2 separate regions of the Homo sapiens genome follow, and region 1 is linked to region 2. A link is a loop called in an ENCODE intact Hi-C map of the cell type or tissue named here. Cell type or tissue: CD4-positive, alpha-beta T cell. All regions are shown on one strand. Links, peaks and the distances in the headings refer to the core of each region. The heading gives the core; the rest is flanking DNA.

The links. Peaks named below come from ENCODE experiments on the same cell type or tissue, not always from the same donor. Only the 100,000 strongest peaks of a DNase experiment are listed, where the experiment ranks them.
Region 1: it touches region 2 in a loop (2.7-fold over the local background); 6 of 110 quality-filtered maps call a loop at or near these places.

What each region holds. Positions count from the first base shown.
Region 1 is chr19:40,608,040-40,613,039 of GRCh38, reverse strand. It overlaps LTBP4 (latent transforming growth factor beta binding protein 4), which reads right to left. Exons shown (of 30, transcript NM_001042545.2): 8 at 4,671-4,820; 9 at 4,437-4,556; 10 at 3,379-3,510; 11 at 3,169-3,294; 12 at 2,383-2,508; 13 at 1,646-1,888; 14 at 1,056-1,181; 15 at 848-967. Among named protein-coding and RNA genes, the nearest start is that of LTBP4, 9.2 kb to the right of the region's middle. RefSeq lists an enhancer at 2,637-2,716 and a silencer at 2,857-3,186. In CD4-positive, alpha-beta T cell, for the core only: no CTCF peak of the experiment used is centred there; DNase peaks (open chromatin) are centred at 1,125, 1,749, 2,439, 2,969 and 2 weaker places; H3K4me3 peaks cover 2,728 bases; H3K27ac peaks cover 3,450 bases.
Region 2 is chr19:40,801,512-40,809,755 of GRCh38, reverse strand. EGLN2 (egl-9 family hypoxia inducible factor 2) reads right to left here. Exons shown (of 6, transcript NM_080732.4): 3 at 3,082-3,201; 4 at 2,482-2,618; 5 at 2,205-2,272; 6 at 1,322-1,947. The coding sequence ends at 1,892. RAB4B-EGLN2 (RAB4B-EGLN2 readthrough (NMD candidate)) reads right to left here. Exons shown (of 12, transcript NR_037791.1): 9 at 3,082-3,201; 10 at 2,482-2,618; 11 at 2,205-2,272; 12 at 1,315-1,947. It also overlaps the pseudogene CYP2T1P. Among named protein-coding and RNA genes, the nearest start is that of EGLN2, 6.4 kb to the right of the region's middle. RefSeq lists enhancers at 907-1,406, 5,374-5,553, 7,211-7,951, 8,130-8,244. In CD4-positive, alpha-beta T cell, for the core only: no CTCF peak of the experiment used is centred there; DNase peaks (open chromatin) are centred at 4,095, 4,815, 5,855, 7,551 and 2 weaker places; H3K4me3 peaks cover 4,239 bases; H3K27ac peaks cover 4,657 bases.

The DNA of each region.
Region 1 (5,000 bases), core at 1-5,000, 190 kb after region 2:
AGGGTCCAGTCTCGGGACACACCCGACCAATCCCCTTGGAGTAGGGTGTCTGGGGGAGGTGGTGGGAAGTCTCATGAGTTGGAGGCTGGGGGAGGGCTCTATGGCAGAGGTGGGTAGGGCTGACCAAGGTTCTCGGGTTCCGGGGACCATGGTTGCAAGTCCTGTGGGTCTAGGTTTCTAGGAACTACCTGTGCCAGGATTTTGGAGTCAGGAGAGGGATCAGACAGGGATCAGAAATCAACTAGGGCAAGGGACCAGTCAAGTATTATAAACTAGGATCATTGGATGGGATTCGGCTGAGCCATGGGTCAGAGTTAGTGACTGGAATCTGAATCCAGTTAGGATCAGAAGTTATAGTCAGGGTCCAGAATTCTGCCTCAAGTCAGGGGCCAGGGTCAGGGATTATGAACCCAACCAGGTTCCAGAGAAGGGATTCTGAGAAGAGGCAGGGGCTGTGAAAGAGATAGGACCAAGAGTCACACAGTCAAGGTTATGGTCAGTGCTATGGTTAGTGGTTATGATTAGGGTCAAATGTCACAGTCAAATTCAGGAGTTATAGGTCACATTCAGGGCCAGAGTCATGAGGGTCACAATTGCTATCAGGGTATGGGCAGGGACTATCATCAAGGGTGATGGTTAGGGTCAAATGTTACTGTCAAGTTGGGTCTCAGGAGTCACATTCAGGGTCAAGAGTTGTGGTCCAGGTCAGGGTCAGGAGTCACAGGCTCTGGGGACTGAGGGACTGAGGTCCAGGTCAGGAGGTTACGGCCAGGTCATAGTTGTGATCTGGGTCAAGGGTCGGGGGTCATGATGCAGGCCCAAGGTCACAGCCAGGGCCTGGTCTCACCAGTGCATCTGCCACGGTGCAGGTGGTGGCCAGAAGGACAGGTCCTGCACTGGAAGGAGCCGGGCGAGTTCACACACTCCTGCCCAGGGCATGCGAGGTGGTTCTCACACTCATCCACATCTGGGGGGCAGGGGAGAGGGTGGCCTTGAAGAAGTGGTCCAACTCCCCCCTCACCCATCCACACTCCTCCCTCCCTCCCCGGCCTCACCCTCGCACTCGGAGCCAGCAGTGTTGGGTTGGAAGCCCATGGGGCAGACACACTGGAAGCTGCCTTCTGTGTTCTCACACCGGCCGTAGGTGCAGGGTGGGGGGCTTCGGGCACACTCATCCACATCTGGGGCAGAGGGGACCAATGAGGCTGAGGAAGGGGCCTGAATCCATTCCCATGGCCATCACCACCCACCCCAGCATTCCAGTCTTGAGCCTGCCTTCTGGACTTGCCTCAGGCTGCTCCCTCTTCCCAGGAAGACAGACACCTTCCTCGTGTCCCCATTCAATGGTCTCTCCAGCTACTAAGGTGGGGGCTAAGGCACCAACTCCATGTTGCCTGCCCTGCCTCAGGTGACCCCCTCCTCAGGGTTCCCATAAGCACAAGAGTATCTTTCAAAAAGGGAGGAGGGGTGGGGAGGACTGCCTTATTTTGTTGAAAGGAGAGAAGACTCTGGAGTGAGGTCCCCATCCCTCAGCCCCTGTTCTCCATCCCTGAGCCCCATCACTCTGCCTCTCTGCCCCTCAATAATCTCTCTCCAGTCTCCACAGCAAACAGTGATGGAGTAGGGCTGGGCTCAGCACCCTCACCTTGGCAGGGGGCCCCGGGCCCTCGGGAGCGGAAGCCAGCAGGGCAGGCACAGTGAAAGGAGCCTGCCGTGTTGTCACAGCGGCCGGGCCCACAGGGCGGCGGCTCCTGGGCACACTCATCCACATCCTCTTCACACGCCGAGCCCCGGAAGCCAGCCGGGCAAACACAGCGGAAAGAGCCAGGCAGGTTCTTGCAGGCCCCTCGGCCACACAGGCCTGGGCTCTGGGTGCATTCATCCACATCTGCACAGGGCAGGGGGCCCGGGGTCACTTGTTCCCCTCTGCCTCCCTGACCTCTGTCACTTTGGCTTTCCACCCTCCAACATTCTGTCCCCGTGACCCCATCTCTATTCCTCCTTGTCACCATCATCTGACTCTGCATCCTCCACCAATCCCTACTAAGCTGCCTGGCTGGTTCTGTCTCTGTAGTCCCCATGAGAAGGCCTCCTTCTCCCCTTTCCTCCATAACTCTGCTCCCCTTACCCGATTACTGACATCTCCATCCCTCCTCATTCTGCTTCTCCATCTTTCATGACTCAGCCTTTCTGTTTCCCATCACTTGGCCTCTGCATCCCAGGTCTCTCTCTACTGCCATCAGGCCACACGTCTGCTCGAGAGCCTGGCCTCTGTCTCCAAATCAACTCGCTTTGCCCTATTGTTCAGTCTCTCTGGCCCTCATCACTGCGCTCTACCCAACCGCTCACACCCCTTCCCAGCTGCCCCTCCCAGGCCCTCACCCTGGCAGCTGGCTCCGTGCGGTGCAGCCTGGTACCCGGCGGGGCACACGCACAGGAAGCTGCCTGGCGTGTTCTCGCAGCGCCCGAGGTCACACGGCGGCGGCACGCGGTGGCACTCGTCCACATCTGTAGGCACAGACCAGGCGGCTGGGACTGGGGCAGACAGCCCCGGGAGAAGCGACGCAAGGAGGCAGGGGTAGAGGGAAGCGGGAGCGGGACCAAGCTTGGGCCAGAGCCAGGATGGGGACCCGGCCAGGACAGCCGGAGAGGGGCACAGTGAGAGAGGCAATTGTGGAGGGCAGGGTTTGGTAGCGCAAGGGCAGAAAGGAGAGCTTTGGGGACCAAGCTAAGGGAAGGTGGGGTAGGGGCTAGAGAAGAAAGGAGCAGTTTGGGGATAGGGCTCTGGTGTGGCAGGGTTGGAATCGGGGTCGCGGTCAGGAGATTGGTTGCCGCAGTTGCAGGACAGTGGCGGGGCCTGGGGGAGGGAGTTAGTCAGGGAGGGGCGTGGCCAATAAGGGCGGGGCCTGGGCGTGGGGGCGGAGCAATACGAGTTGCGACCAGGCCCCGATAGAAACTGGCAGTTTGGGAGCTGGGTAGGGGTGGGGTCAAAGGGAGGCTGGAGCTGGGTGGAGGCGGGTCAGGGAAGGGCAGGGCCAAGGGCCAGGGCAGAGCAGTCCTGGGGCGGGACCCGAGAGGGGAAGCGTGGGAGGGCTGGAGAGGCTCTGGAGTGAGAGCAGGAGCGAGACCCTGGGGTGGGCCTGGAGCCGGGTGGGGCAAATTTCTCACCCAGGCATTCCGCAGCCCGTGGGCCGGCTCGGAAGCCCGGGCCGCACACGCAGCGGAAGCTGCCTGGTGAGTTCTCGCAGCGCCCGGGAGCACAGGGCGGGGGCACGCGGCGACATTCGTCCACATCTGAGGACACGGAGGGGGCTGGTGACAAGGTGACCAGGCAAAGCCCCCCGCCCCGCCTCCTTCCGCGCCCTCCGTCTTGCTCACCAATGCATCGGGTGCCCTGGGGGCTGAGCCGGAAGCCAGAGTCGCAAGCGCAGGTGTAGCCGCTGGGCCGGGAAATGCAGCGTCCTGGGCCGCAGACCTGGGGGTTGCGCTGACACATGCCGGAGGAGGGACCTGGGGGGTCCAGTCAGCCAGGGTTCCCCCATCTCTGAATCCTCCGTTCCTTTCATCCCAGTAAAACCCCCACCCCCGGAGACATCCATAAAACACCTTCATGGATGTCTCCTCCCCAAGCAAGCCCAGTCTTCTTCTGATCTCCATCTTTTTTATCCTGGAACGTTCTCATCAGATCCTTGGCCGAATCCCCTCATCATGCCACCCCAAGGTCTCTGGCTTTGAATAGTTTGCTCTCCAACCCTCCGCCTGAGATACATTCTTAGTGCCCTACCTGAGAAATAATTATCTAATATTAGATAATGAAAAATAATTATCTACCATAAGTATTTATCTGAGCACTTACTAGGTGTCAGACACTTCAGAGGCATCTCAACAACCATCCCCATTTTACCAATGAGAAAACTGAGTCTCAGAGGTTAAATGGCTTGCTCGATTGACACAGAAGAGCCCAACTGTGACTCCAGCTCCTGATCTAACTACCACCCAACCCTTCAAACGCTTATCTCTGCCCATACCATTCCTATTTGCTGTAACCTGGAATCTTCACCTTGGAGTCTTTTACCCCAGAATCCCACCTGTAATACCCCCATCAATGCCCTGAATTCTTTTTTTTTTTTTTTTTTTGAGATGGAGTGTCGCTCAAGCTGGAGTGCAATGGCACGATCTCAGCTCACTGCAACCTCTGCCTCCTGGGTTCAAGTGATTCTCCTGCCTCAGCCTCCCAAGTAGCTGGGATTACAGGCATCTGCCACCACGCCCAGTTAATTTTTGTAGTTTTAGTAGAGACAGGGTTTCGCCATGTTGGCCAGGCTGGTCTCGAACTCCTGACCTGGTGATCCACCCTCCTCAGCCTCCCAAAATGCTGGGATTACAGGCGTGAGCCACTGCTGCAGGCCCAATGCCCTCAGTTCTTTCTAGCAAACCTGATTCAGGAATCTCAGGACCAGTCCAGGCAGGGATGCTGGGCAAGGGAAGCTCAGGGCCGGGCCGGGGATCGGGCCGGGGTTCAGGCCGGGGCTCCAGGCGATGGGTGGGCAGAAAGCCTGATAAAGAAGGGGTATCAACGAGTGGAGCCCAAATCCTCTCTTGCCTCCTTTCACTATGGGGCTGGGGCAGCCCCTTGAAGATGGCACCCACTTCTGCCAGAGCCAGCTCACCTGCAGATGGCCGAGAGGTGGCTGGCAGGGTACGAGGCTGGCTGAGTGACACTCGGGGTGGCTCCTGGCCCAGGGGTCTGGTGTTGTAGCGGAGGTCGGAGGCCGAGTAGTGGTAACCAGGACCAGCCGGGCAGATCTCCCGGAAACCCTCTGGGAATAGGTAAGAGAGACAGAGAGAGGACAAGAGAGCGGGAAGAAAACGATGGCCAGCCCAGACTCTGGCCTTGGCTAGGGGCAGGGCTTGGCTGGAGAGTGTCAGGGGTTTGAGCTGGAGGCTGGGATGGGGTGGTGTCCTGGCCAAAGAGTAGAATGTCTTAGAGGCTACAGGTG
Region 2 (8,244 bases), core at 3,143-8,142:
TTCTGCTTAAGTACCTAGAGGTGGCAGGTGTGCAACCCGGAGAGACCCAGAATGGGAGGCTGCAGTCTGGGGATGGCTGGAGGGTCCTGGAAGTGCGCAGCTCACAGCCTCCCCCGGCCTGAGCCAAGGTGCAGGAGCTGGACCCTGTGGTAGGGTGGAGGCCCGCCCCAAGCCTGGACTATCGCGTGTGCCTGCCCTACGCCAACGCAGTGCTGCTCGAGATCCAGTGCTTCATCAGCGTGGTGCCCCTGGGGCTGCCGCGCACCCTCACCCTCGACACCCACCTGCACAGCCACTGTCTGCCCAAAGGTACCCACTGAGTCTGGGGATCCCGTGCGGGACCCGGGTGCATGAGATCAGCCAGAATCAGCAGGTGTGCGCTGTGCAGACCAAAACACAATCAGTTACCCCTGGAGCAGGAAGGCAGCTCTGCCTTCCCTTAGGCTTTTTGTTGTTGTTGTTTGAGACGGAGTCTGGCTCTGTCATTCAGGCTAGAATGCAGTGGCATGATCTTGGCTCACTGCAACCTCCACTTCCTGGGTTCAAGCGATTGTCCTGCCTCAGCCTCCTGAGTACCTGGTATTACAGGCACCCACCACCACGCCTGGCTAATTTTTGTATTTTTAGTAGAGACAGGTTTCGCCATGTTGGCCAGGCTGGTCTCGAACTTCTGACCTCAAGTGATCTGTCCTCAGCCTCCCAGAGTGCTGGGATTACAGGCGTGAGCTACTTGCCCGGCCTATTCCCTTGGGCTTTTAAAAAGCGTCTTGGATGGAGGTGGTGCAGGTGCTCACCAAGCCCGCAGGTAACCCAAGTTGCATGTATCCCCAGGGCACTTTTGTGATTCCCCTGCTTGTGACTGCACACCGGGACCCCACTCAATTCAAAGACCCAGACTGCTTCAACCCTACCAACTTCCTGGACAAGGGCAAGTTCCAGGGCAATGATGCTTTCATGCCCTTTGCCTCAGGTGCAGGCAGAGGAGGAAGGGGACCAGCCTGGACTGGCTCTGGGGTACCTGGTGCTCACTGTGCACCTGTGTACCCGGCAAAGCAGATGTGCCTGGGCACAGGCCTGGCCCACTCGGGTATCTTCCTATTCCTTACGGCCACCTTACAGAGGTTCTGCCTGCTCCCTGTGGTACGCCCTGGCACCATCAACCTCACCTGCAGTGCACTGGCCTGGGCAGTGTCCCCCCAGACTTCCAGCTCCAGCCAGTGGCCTGCTGAGGTCAGGCTCCACTATGGTGGGCTCACTGGCCCTCAAACCTCCATACCCTCCTCGGTCAATAAAGGCCCTAAATTGCAGATGGAGTCAGATGTGTGCAGCTCTGAGGTAAACTTTTATTTCTTGGCTGACAGGACTTCCACACCCATGCTCCTCCTGGCACCTTTTACTCTGCCCAAGCAGTGGCAGCCCAGTCCAAAAGGTGCCTGCCATGGCCAAAGGGGTTGGGGAGTCACTTCACATTCCAGGCTGGAGGAGTGAGAGGACTTGGGGGTACTCCTCCCACCCCATTGCCAGCAAGAGGCCATGACTCACCTCAACCCCAAGTCCTGCATCCTGGTGGGAAGTGACAATGCCTCCTCCCAGCTCTCCATACCTAATGGGGTCATGACCAGACAGGGTAGGACCCAGGCCCCCAGCTTCAGTTGGTAACGGTGGCCTCCACGGCTGCCCCCTGTCCAGGTGACAACCCCAGCCCCCATGATGGGGCAGCAAAGGTCTCTTCTCCTCCTTGGTCCTCAGCAACAGACAGAGCCCTCCACACCAGGCAGGACAGAGGCAAAGTCAGAAGCAGCAGCGGTGGCAGGGAAGGAGCAGCCAGCACAGGCCCAGGGCTCTCCTGAAGTCATTTAAGCTGTCTGCCATGCGGCTCTGGGACTGGCCACTAGGTGGGCGTAGGCGGCTGTGATACAGGTACTTGGACACCTTTCTGTCCTGATGCTGGGGGTGAGAGGGGACAGGAGACAGTGAGTCATCAGAAGGACAAAGAAGCCAAGGGAAACCTGGGGAGATGGGGAGAGGACCAGGAAGAAATGGGGCTCCTGTTGGGGTACCAGGAGAGTGGGCTAAGGAAGGTGGGCAGAGATGAAGAAAAATGAGTGGTGGGATTTAACAAGAGGCTGATGAGGGGGATGGGGTGGCATCAGGCCCAAGAGGGCCCACAGAATAGGAAGGACTGAAGGGAGGGAAGCAGGTACCTAGCTGATACTTGTCTTTGGCTGCTGCCCGCTCCTTGGCATCAAAATACCAGACAGTGATGGCGTACCTGGAGACCAGGGTGGTTGGACATTAGTTTTCTGCAATTCCAGCTACCATATCCACACACACTAGGCGGCCATCCTTTTGAGCCACCCGGTTCTGCTCCCACCTAGGCCCCCTCTCAATACTTCGTCGCTCCCTAGTCACTCTGAGGCTCTGACAGGACATTGTCACAGGGGGAGCACCTGGGTGCGTCTCCAGAAGTACAGGTCATACCTGGTGGCATAGGCTGGCTTCACCTCGTGGGGGTTCCGCCGGTCAGACCAGAAAATGAGCAACCGGTCAAAGAGTGGCTCGATGTTGGCTACCACGGGCCGGCCCTCAGGGAAGATCTGCAGCAGGCCGCCATGCACCTGGGGGCAGGCCAAAGGATGAGGCTAGCTGGTACGGCCAGGAGCCGCTGCCTCCCACGGTGCCCCGGGAGCCCACTAGGAGGCGCAGCGTCTGCCTGCATCACTCCCTCCCACCCCTCGGGCTCTCAAAGTGAATGACAACCCAGAGACTGCATCACCATGGAGATGGGCAGGAAGCTACTAAAGACAGGAAAAGGGGGAAAGTGTTCATTACAAGGCCGGGTGGGGCTGGGCAGACAGCACCATTCCCGGAAAGAGGGGAGTTCCCACCACACAGTCCGCTAGAGAGGAGGAGGTGCCATTTCCCAGGAAGAGCCGGCAGATCGCACTGCCCGCTGTGTGTTGAGAAGAGAAACAGGAGAATGCCAGAATCTGGGCTGAGAGTGGAAAATGGAGTGGACGCACGCCACCCCCGCCCCAGCCCTAGCCCCAGCGCCACCCTCACCCTCACCCTCACCCCTACCTTAACGTCCCAGTTCTGATTCAGGTAATAGATACAGGTGATGCAGCGCCCATCGCCGTGGGGATTGTCAACGTGCCTTACGTACCCGAGCCCGTTGCCTGGGTAACACGCCACCATGGCCTGGCAGGGATGGAGGGAGGTAGGTTTACTGGGGCTAGGCAGGCACATCTTAGAGAAGCAGCCATGAATTACCTATTTTCCCACCCCTCCTTGCCCCATCTTCCCCATGACTCCTTGGGTCAAGGGTTCCAAGCTCCTGCCCCAAAAGACTTTCTTTTTCAGCCAAAATCCCATCCCCAAGTCTATCAGAAACCTCAGCTCCTGGGCCTCAAGAGCCCACTCCCTCCCAACACACATACCTGGGGCCTGGCACCCAGCTAGGGCTCAATTAGTAACAGAGTTTGATTTGTTTCAAGATACCCCAAACCCCACCTCAGCCATTTCAGTAGAATAATACCAATTTAAACATTTTCAGGTGTGCAAGGAGGTGGCCTCACAGCCCTAGACCAGGAATTCTTACCCTTGGCTGTGGAGTGGAGCCCCCTGGGGAGCTCTGAGGTTCTGAAGTACCTGGCCTAAGGAAGGGCCTGAAATTGGTAAAGCTTCCCAGGTAATTCTACCATGCAGCAATGTTAAGAACTGCTGCCCTGGACTACAAAGAATCCCCACTAAATTATCTGTCCCATAGACCTCCGAACAGGAGCCAAAAGCTACAGTCTGAATAGAAAGACCTAATTCCAACTCCAAGGATAATTTGCTGGGTAACCCTAGCCAGTTCCAACACCTGAATGGGCCTCAACTGCCTGATGTGTACAGCAGGGGTAATAAACACTGCTGTTTACAGCGGTAGCAATTAATCTCTCTGAGAACATAACTTGGGAGGTTCTGGAGCCCCAACTCCTGGAGATCTAACAGGACTCATTGCAGGGCTTGGTTTCTCTGTCTACAGGGTTCTTTCCTCTGCCTGACAGTTGCCACTCCCCTGACCCAGCCCTACAATGCTGTGGCCAGGGCCCCGGGATGTTTGTCATCAGGGAGCTGGCAGAAAGGTGGCTGAGAGGTAAAGGAAATGGCCCAGCCACTTCTGCAGACACAATTCCCTGGTTCAAGTCTCAGTGCTGCCACATGAGCTGTGGCATCAGGCAGGTGACTTCCTGGTCTCAGGTTCCTCATCCATGGATCCAATGGAGCTCACAGCTATTTCACAGGTTGTTGTGGAACAAGTGAACAAGATAACAAGTGTCTGGGAAGACAGCCAGCACAGTGCCTGCCACATGGAGAACTGGAGCACAGGCTGAAATGCCATTTAAAAATTTTAAAAGGTCCCTGTCCCACCCTCTGCCCAAAGTCACTGCAGTGGCAAGATGAGGTAGCACACAAAAAGGGGAGGACTGGCACAAGGACCCTTCAACTTCTCCCCAGCCCGGACCATCTGTCTTGACCTCTCTGCCCTGACCTCTCTGCCCTGGTACAACTCTGCTGGCGTCCATTCCCCACGAATGCTCAGCTACACCTATGGGCCCGGCCCAGCAAGACAGTCCCAAGATAAACATTCACGATCAAACATCAGTGGCCACTGCCACAACAGGATGCTTGCCAAGCACGCACGCCACAGCAGACTGGGCTGCTTCAATCCTCACCCTCCCCAGGACGCCTCCCAACACATTATCCCAGGGCTCACCCTCTGTGGTGGATGTTAAGCTGCTCTGCATTAACCATGTGCACCTCATCCACCAGACCTTGCCCTGGAAAGAGAGGGCTGCCACCATCTACTGCCACCTAGCAGTGGGAAGCTGACAACCTTCTCTCTGGCAGCACCAGAGTACAATTAGTGAGAAGGCCCCCCAGGGAAAACCCTAATGGCTACACTTCAAGGTTCAGGAGGGGGCACCTTCTTTGCACTGCTCACTCCCTATGGAAGGGTCGGCACTCTGAGCAACCACCTCACTGGGAGAAGAATTGGGCCATGGTCCAGGAGGCTTAGAAACAGTGAGTTACTGACTAGAGATGGGCAAGACCTCCCCAATTAGGAATCCAATCAGAGATTACACTGATGATGCACGTGGATGGGTGGCAGGGAAGGGGTCCAGTGCTGCACCCTCTTCCCACAATTCATCCCCACACAGCAGCCAGAGCCCCTCCTCTCCAGGTCTTCACTCCATCCTGAGAAAATACAAATTCCCAACCACAGCCTCAAAGGCCCCCAACCTCATGTGCCTCTCCCATCACTCTGCTCCATGCCTCAACAGGCTGAGCTCATCGCCACCACAAGGCCTCAGCACTGGCCTGGGACACTCTTCCTTCTGACCCTCTTTGTTATTCAGGATTCAGAGACCAAGGGTCACCTTGAGTACTCCGGCTGATTGTCCGTTCCACTCCTAGCAACATGGCATCAGCACAGGCACCTGTTTACCTAGTACTGCCCTGGAAGGCAGCCACAGGGAAGCCCCTGGGGCCAGGTTGGTCTCCCCAGTGCCCAGTGCAGTACCTGCAGACTGGAGTGCACTGCTCTGGGCCTCCTCTGCACCCCAGCCCTGCTATGTTTCCTCCTGCCCTGTACATTCTCACACAGCGCCTCCCACCAAGCACATGGGACTCACACAGAAACAGGAACCTGCTCTTTAGGGCCCCACCCTTCCCCCACATATACACACCTTGGGGGTGAAAGCATCCTCTGGCCCCAAGGAAAGTATCTACTTCCTGCCCTCACAGGGGAAGGCCTCAGGAAACTTGCTCTCCACCCCTCCCACCTAGGGGAGGGACAGGTGGGACCAGGGCCAGGAGACCAAAGACTTAAAGGCTATTGGTGACAATCTGCCTGCCAAGAGCCCCACCCCCACTACACACACACCCCAGTCAGAAGCCTGTGACTGTCCCACCTCCAAGCTGCTCTTCAAGGAGCAAACCAAGCAAGCTGGACTCTCCCTGGGGTCCCCTCTGGTAGCCCTTGCTGCCAGTGGGAGTCAACTCTCTCCCACCTACAGGTCAACGGAGCACCTGTCCCCAACCAGGGAGTTGGGGGAAGGAAGGATGACACAGGAGCTCCACTCAGAACGACTAAGAAGCACGTTTCTACTGGCTCTAGCCACACTGGTGATCCATGTCCCCACGGCAACTGCTGCAGCCCACCTGAGCACCCCACAGCCTTACTCTGGAGTACAGGAGAGAGTCCAGATGGGGCCCATCTAAAAGCGGGAAAGCCTGGAGTTGCTGTCTCACTGGGGAGGGGAGGGCTCCTCCCCTATGTTCTCAGTCCAGCCTGGCCTGTCCTTACTTCCCTAGGACAATCAAGGTCACCTAGGGCTAAAAAAGTCCAAACACGCCCCTTCCCCAATCCTCGCTGGGGCCCTGTCCCCAACCACATAGAAAGTGGGCACCAGAGGCACCAAAACACAAGAGATCTTCTCCTACTCTCCCCTCCCCAAACTGCCAGACTCACTGGGGATGTAACCTGGTTTTCGTATTCCGTGGATCAGCAAATTGAGGCTCAGAGCAGTGTCCCATCTGGGCCACTCAGCCCTTCTGGTCTCCCCCTGACGAGGACGACAGCCAACCTGGGGTGAAGATGCTGAGCCAGGGAGGCCACTGATCCCGCCCGCACAGGAGCCAAGCCCAGGGAGGGGCCGGCTCTGGCTCAGCTATCAAGTAACGGGAGGGAGAGGGAAGTAGAACAAGTTCCAGCTGGGGTGGGGAGGAAACAGGCCTTGGCCCCGGGGGAGCCCTGGTCCCTGAGCCAGCTCCAGCCTGAGAGGAAAGCCACACAGAAGCAGAACCCAAGATGGGATCTGCAGGAGGAGGCAGAGGACATCAGGAGCTCAGCCTCACGCCTGCAGGGCACAACACTGCCCGTGCCATCAGCCAGCCAGGCATCACTGTGTTGAGCAGTGGGCACTCCCCACAGGGCCTTGTCCAAAGGACACCAAGCCTTGGACTCAAGGCCAGGCCCCCACACCACCCATGAAGACAATGATCCTGTCAGCAGCCCGGAAAGGCCCTATGGACCACTGTCCTGTGCTGGGCTCCTGACCCCAGGTTCCTGAACAGGCAGCTGGAGGCCATGAGGCCTTGACAACTGCCCGGAAACTCCAAGCAAATGAGCATTTGTCTTAAGAGAGGATCTGTGGCCTCTGACAGATTCTCAAAAAGACCCAGGCTCCAAAATACCATTAAGAACTATTGTTCTAAAGCAAAAAGAAAAAGGGACTAAGAACAAACACATAAAGGCAGAGGAAGAGACAGACATGGGTAGGGAGGAAGTGACACACAGGACAGGGGGAATGGAGGGCAGGGACTGGGACAGTGAAGGGTGGGAGACATGGGGATGAGCTCCACCTGGGCCAACAGGCAGCCACCCAGTACCACCCCCAGGAGACTGTCCTCGATGCAGATGCCACAGTGGGGACCCAGGGCACAATGCAGTCCAGGGCCAAGCACTCGGCCCAGCGGGCAGCACCCCTTTCCTTCCCTCAGCCCAGGGCTCACTCATCACAGCCACCCTCCCCCTTCTGCTTCTCCTGCCTTGGAGACAGGATGGATGGACTAGAAACATGGGCCAGCAAACAGGGATGGACGACAGGAGCACAGGGAAGGATGTGGACAGGGACAGACAGCAACAGAGAACGGCCAGGTGAACTGTGTGCCTATCTACATCCCCGTGCTTGGTCTGGGGCCACAGACTGACACCAGGAGGCCATGAACCCCACCAAGGTCCACGCTGTGAATGTCAGCAGCTCTCATGAGTTTAAGAGGGTTCCTGGCAAAGTCAAGAACCACTGTGGCGATGCTTGAAGGCAGCATGCTCGTTAAGAGTCATCACCACTCCCTAATCTCAAGTACCCAGGGACACAAACACGCAGAAGGCCGCAGGGTCCTCTGCCTAGGAAAACCAGAGACCTCTGTTCACTTGTTTATCTGCTGACCTTCCCTCCACTATTGTCCTGTGACCCTGCCAAATCCCCCTCTGCGAGAAACACCCAAGAATGATCAATAAAAAAAGAAAAGAAAAAAAAAAAAAAAAAAAAAAGAACCACTGTGGCTCCAGGACAAACTCCTAGCTTATCAGGTGCACACATTAAGGCCCGTAGGGAGGATAAAGACCCCCCCAAGTCCCCACAAGTAAGCATACCCACTCCACTGAACTGCCTAAACCTTCTGTGACCTCCC